Regions from separate parts of the Mus musculus genome. Here region 2 is linked to region 1. The links are chromatin contacts, found by Hi-C or POLR2A ChIA-PET in ENCODE. All regions are on one chromosome and are shown on one strand. Each heading gives the region's core, a stretch centred on a gene start or an enhancer-like site at or near the end of the contact. The rest is flanking DNA. Distances are from core to core; before and after follow the strand shown.

Region 1 (2,964 bases), core at 143-2,642:
AAATTATTATATAATTGATAGAAATTTGAAAAATTTTATCCCACTACATATAATATGTTGAAGTAAGGGCCTTCCTTCAATTATAGAGAATACTAATTTTAATAAGAAACATTTTCTCATGTCATTTTTAGTATAGTCATCCCAATGGTTCAAAAATTAAACCATTTTCAAATTTATTTGCTGTTTATAAATTTTAATTGGTATTTTTGAGACAAACATGGGCTGGTCTAGAAGTTACTATGTAGCCCAGGCTGACCTTAAACTTGAACTTACAACAGTCCTCCTGCATCAGCCTCCCAAGTGCTGGAATTATAACTATGAACCATCAAACCTAGCTTTGTACAGTACTAGGCAGCCACTTAAGGAATTCTGAGCAAGGACTGTTCCACCAAGCTGCACTCCATTTGTTTGTTTGTGACAAGGCCTCATGTAGCCCGGGCTTGCCTTAAGCTCACTACATAGCTGACGATGACCTTGAACTCCTTATACTCCTGCTTTCACTTCCCACATGCTGGGATTACAAGTACCACCATTCCCACCTCCCAATTTTTAAATTTGAATCTGAAGCAAAGTCTTGCAAAGTTGCCCAGGCTGACCTTGAACTTTTGATCTTCCTGCCTCAGCATGTACCTACAATGTAAACCTAAGTTTACAACAATAACAGAACAACTACTTGTTGTAATTAAAGCTATATGGATGTGTTTTTCCTCTCTTCTAATGTCTTCTAGAACTCTCCCTTTTTGAGATTTCAGATGGTACTACCAGTGAGTATTCAGAAGATGCTAACAATACTAGTGATAAGGTGCCTGAGCTGAACAAGTTGGGTGTTTTGACATTATGGGCTCCTGGGTATGCACTACTTCACTGCGAGCCTTACATTGGAGCCAGCAGCTGTTATGAAAACTGAGGTGGCCACTAAAAAGATACTGAGTGGGTAGTGTATGTGGCATGTGGCATGCACACTCTGGAAAAGAGTAAATCACAGGCCTGGCAGCATGGTATGAGATCACTTCTCAGAATAGCACGTGATTTAAAATTTACGCATTGTTGATTCTGGATATGGCTGACCATGACTAGCGATTATAAAGCCATAGAAAGAGAAGCCAAGGATACAAGGGGAATGCTGTGCACCAGATTCTATTCACAGAATGATTCTGCAGGAAGTAGAACTTTAGGGTACTCGGAAGTAAGTTTTCTCTAGTATGGTACATATGTATGCGCGCATGTACTAGCGTCTAAAGCTGCAGATGTCTGATTTTCCTTATAGTTACCTTTCTTTTGAAGACTCTGGCCATTAATGACAGTTTTCCACTCACTTTACATTTTTGTGCCCGCCTGCCTCCTTGTTCACCAAGGACATTTCCTGAGTTCTCAGCAGTTAGCTGCTGTGAGCACTAGGTGGCACTCTGACTCAACTCAAGTCTAGTTTGTCATCAATTTTGATGCTGTAGGCCTCAAGAGAAGATGTGTGTACAACTTAAGAACATTTGTGTTTTCAGTTGTCTTCTTTTAGAGGGAGTCTGAAAGGAGAAAGGAGATAATTCCAAGTTTAAATATCCAAGCTTAACTGGTGATAGTATTGATCTCCTCTTTCACTTACTGTCTCAGACTGTTCCAGGTACCTGCACAGGTATCTGTGTGGAAGAGAGGTGGAGAAGACTGCTGACCTCAGAGCCCATAGTCTAGTTAACTCGCCCCCCCCCCCAGATGCTGTTCTTGGGCCTGTGGCATGCACTCGCTGCTTTTATCCAGTCACTCAACACAAGGAGCGTGAGCTGGAGAGGTAGATGATCTGACTAGACCATCCAGCTGGGCAGGTACACAGTTGGGCTCAACGCATATGTGCTCCTTGGAGAGTAGTTTCTGGGAAGATGAGAACATGAAACCAGTAAAGCAAACATTCTCTCCCCCATCCCTGTCTCTCGCTCTATGTATATATATGTGTGTGCACATGCACATCTGTCTGTCTGTCTGTCTGTGTGCACATGCGTATAGTGGTTGTGAGTGTGCTGACATGGGATCTGAGAATGGACCTCACATTCTCTGCAGAGAGTAGTGGGCAGTCTTAACTGCCCCAAACTGATTACCAAAGGAGACTTGTTCTTGTTTTCCAGGAAGCAAAGCCAAGACTTGTTCTGGGAGAGGCTACAGCTTAATGGTTCAAATTGAAGATTTTGGCTTTTTAGGATGTTGTGTGACCCATCAGTTACAGAGAAAACAGTGTATTCTTGCATGTACTTTTGGGGGAAAACCCAAGTGTATCAATTTTTCAAAGAGTACCCTCCATAAAAAAATTGAGAAGTTGGGTGTGGTGGTACATGCCCAACATCCTAACACTTGGGGGTGGGTACAGGAAGGAAGGTCAGAAGTTGAAGAGCATCCTGGGCCATTAGGTGAATTCAAGGCCAGCTTGGGCTACCTGAGACCTTGCCTCAGAACAGCAGCAGACCACCTGAGCTGCCACATGCACAGGACACTTACTTCCTGAAACTGTTAGAGAAGACTTTTTACAATTGAAATGTGAGAGCCTTAAGCCAGCAAAAGTACACTTTCGTGAGAAAGCACCAGCTTGCTGCTCTTGACGAGGATGCTCATTGCATGGGGCTGAACTTTTCTTAGCTAAGCAGCAGGTCTCCCAGGCATGCAGGTCACAGGCAGAAAGTTTCAGATTTGATTCCAGAATGTGGGACAGAGCTGAGCACAGCACAGCTGCAGCCTTGGTAATGTGAGACAGACAAATACGCCACGGTCCAGAGCTGCCCCTGCCAGACTGCTGTGCACACACACTGGCTCTTGCTAACGCTCTACGGGGCAAGCTAGTTAGTGCTCTAAGTTTTAGTTTGTTGATGTTTGTCTTGTTTGGGGAATTATTTTTTAAGTTAAAAAGGTTTTAATGTTTTGTTTTGTTTAGATTGGTTGTATTTGCTTTCTGGGCTTGTGTTTGTTTGTTTTTTCAAGACTGGT
Region 2 (2,964 bases), core at 204-2,703, 190 kb after region 1:
ACACATAAAACAAGAATAAATATATCTTTAAAAACCCCTATCTCTACTGTTTGCTACCAACAGCCACCAGAGCCACCTCCTTCATGTTAAAGACAACATTGCCCATCAACATTGCCGACATAGGGTTTGCTGGTGCACCCTCTTTCCCCAGCAAATCAAACACTCAGGGCTCTTTCCATGACTGAATTACTTTGGCATTAAATGAGCATCCAAACAGGTGCAAGAAAAGTGCTTAGATGTCAGAGCAAGTGTTAAGTCCCCCGAGGATCTGCAGCTCTGTGACCTTGAAGGGCATTAGACATCTCTATACCCGAGTTCTCTTCTGTTAAAAAAGCATGGATAATGACCAACTCTCAGGGCAGCTTTCAGCATTGCATGAAATGTCCAAATGCTTTAGCACGATGCTAGCTAGCTCTTACAATACTAAGAAGTACTGTCCAAGTGCTGGCTGGTCAAGAAAGATCTTCCTAGAATGAAAATACTCACCAACAAGAGAAGTCACAAAAGAGACTATCTGTCCAATGTTTTCATGCATATCATAAATTTAAATTTTCAACTAGAGAATACCATCCTTGATTTAAAAACAAAATAAAAACAAACAAACAAAAAAACCCAGCGTTTTTATCTGAATGTCAGTTATCCCAAATCTATGCAAACTGCTAGTCAAAACCTTAGGGATTTACAAAAATGGGATACATATAGTGTGACTTATTTTCTACCAAACGAAAAGAATATGATGTCGGGATGGAAGAACCTGCGGTAATACTTGTGGCATGGGTTGTAAGGGGCATTCTGTATACATACGGTGTAATTAATATTGTTCCACATACACTTTATTGAGGAGTCATTTGTTACCTAGGAAAATCCTAGTTTGTTCTTGTGGCCTGCCTCCACAGAGTCCCTTAGTCTATCACTCTCTCATTCAACCAGTGTTACTGGTTACTCCTGTTAAATACCAGGCAACTGACTAAATGCTCACAGTTACAGAAGCTGACTCCTGTGCAGACCCCGAGAGTATGCAGCAGCACCCCTCGACCCTATCTGGGAACAGAAGAGAGACTGCAGGAGGGGTCCCTGGTGAACCTGCAGGGGACTCCTCACCTCCCGCACGCACAGCTGCTCTCCCACTCCCGGAAAAGCCCGCTCCTTCACCGGTCCAGGTTAGGGCCGAGCGCCTCAGCATCCTCACCTCGCCCTCCCGCCCTCCCGCGCACCGCCTTTGCCCTGCTGGCTAGCATCTCCATGGTAACCGTACACAAACCACCTTTCGCTGCAGGCCGAGCGGTCAGCCTACAGATCCAGGACGCCGCAGAGCGAAGCGGGATGCGCTGGAGTAGGTGCTGGTTGGGGAATCCGGGCTCGACTCAAAACACCTGTGACAAGCGCTAGACACTTAGACCCCGGCGGAGTGTGACGGCCTTCCCGCTCTCGCAGGGCAGCAGGGACCAGGAGGAGGGGCGGGGCGGGGCGGGGCGGGGCGGGGCGGCCCTGCTCCACTCTCCGCCACTGAGCCTGCGCCAATCCCTCTAGCCACGCACGCGTAGCAGCGTCGAGGCGTGGCGAGGGCCCGTGCGGGAGCGCGGGCAGGAGCATACCCACAGGGGAAAGGCAAGAATGGGTGGAGGGGAGTCTTCTTTTACATTAGCAATATGTTCAACCATGTTTGTTTCTCCCCGTAGGATCTCCAAGACTGTTAAACAACTGGCAGAGGAACAATGTAGTGTTTTGGGAAAGAGTCGGTTATTGATTATAGACGTCAACGTCCACCTGGAACGGTTCCTTAGCATCTCATCTCTTATGCTTCAGGCAGAGAGTGCTATCCCTGTGTGTGAATAGCTGAATCGTGGGCCGTAGCAAAATAAATGTGAAGAGCTGTGAATGTAGCAGTGAATGTTAACCTGTTGGATATCATTAACTCCTTGCATTTGGGCAGCACTCAACCGTTTGTAGAGCGAGCTCACAACAGAGCAACTAGGGACCCAAGGTGAGATCAGGAAGGAGCGATTTAAGTCTTGGGTTGCTATGGCTAGTCGCTGTGTGTTCTTACTGAATCACTACAACCCAACAGGGGAAGAAAAAAAAAAGAGTCCTGTGTATATGTTTCTAATTCAAACTCTGTTTGCGTCTACACTGGATCATTGGGTAACACTTGTGAAATACAAGCGAGGCATAAGCTCTAAATTTACACTACGGTATATAAACATAGGGATTATCAGCAAGTGTTGTCAACACTGGGAAAATGCCGTATTCCATGGTGCCAAGGGTCTTGTAAAGAATAACTAAATTGTATCTATTTTGCACAGTTAATACCTTTGATGAGAAATGACACCTGGAACACTGAGTAAAGGTTTTCCAAGTGCTTAACAAGATTTCCCACATCACAGACAAAGAAAACTCAATCATTGATGAAGTTTAGGATCCCAAACTAAATATTATTTTTCACTGGGAACAGGATCTATCCTATGAAGTCCCATTTGTGTGTCACCAGACTCAACTGTGCAAAAGGACATTGCCTGTTGTATAGAAAGCATAACTAGCATTTTGATCTCATAGTTTGTGAGATATGATAAAATACAAGTCCATTTGGGTCTCTTGGTGGCTGTTTATAAATACAGGTGTCTATCTGACCCTTCATGGAGAGTCAGACTTCTCCAAATGTTTTGTTATTAAATGACTGGTAATCTGATATTAACTCAACCTCAACATCTTTCTGAATGATGGTGGGTGAAAAATGAGTATATCGATAGCCAATAGAAATTCAGCTTTACATCTTCTTCTCACCCCAGATTTGCGGTCCACAGTGAGCCTTCCCAAACGTTGCAGTAGCTGGCTTCTAAGTCTAAAAGTCTCATCTCCACTGAAACATGAGCTTACAAACCTGTAAAACAGACATGGCTTGGACCTATAATCCCAGCATGTGAGAAACTTAGACAGGAGGATTACCTTAAGTTCCAAACTAGCCTG

What was found. Hi-C counts contacts between places; a loop is a spot of excess contacts on that map. ChIA-PET counts read pairs that join two places held with the same protein, here RNA polymerase II (POLR2A).
Region 2: a loop to region 1 is called in a map of T-helper 17 cell, with 2.3 times the contacts of the local background. The contact joins the promoter of Armc2 here to the enhancer-like site in region 1. A Hi-C loop is called at or near these places in 7 of 37 maps with a recorded cell type or tissue (CH12.LX, T-helper 17 cell, gastrocnemius and 2 more). POLR2A ChIA-PET finds 5 or more read pairs at or near these places in 1 of 5 experiments (Patski).

What each region holds. Positions count from the first base shown.
Region 1 is chr10:41,829,673-41,832,636 of GRCm38, forward strand. The region is part of intron 1 of Sesn1 (sestrin 1); the gene reads left to right. Among named protein-coding and RNA genes, the nearest start is that of Sesn1, 21 kb to the left of the region's middle. Within about 2 kb of position 1,393, at least 1 of the 3 ENCODE cell types and tissues checked has a DNase peak (open chromatin) inside an H3K27ac peak, as active enhancers do; it is gastrocnemius, where a contact is called at or near this core.
Region 2 is chr10:42,016,929-42,019,892 of GRCm38, forward strand. Armc2 (armadillo repeat containing 2) reads right to left here and starts at 1,454. Exons shown (of 18, transcript NM_001034858.3): 1 at 1,265-1,454. 1700016J18Rik (a long non-coding RNA gene) reads left to right here and starts at 1,226. Exons shown (of 3, transcript XR_871596.3): 1 at 1,226-1,333; 2 at 1,680-1,984.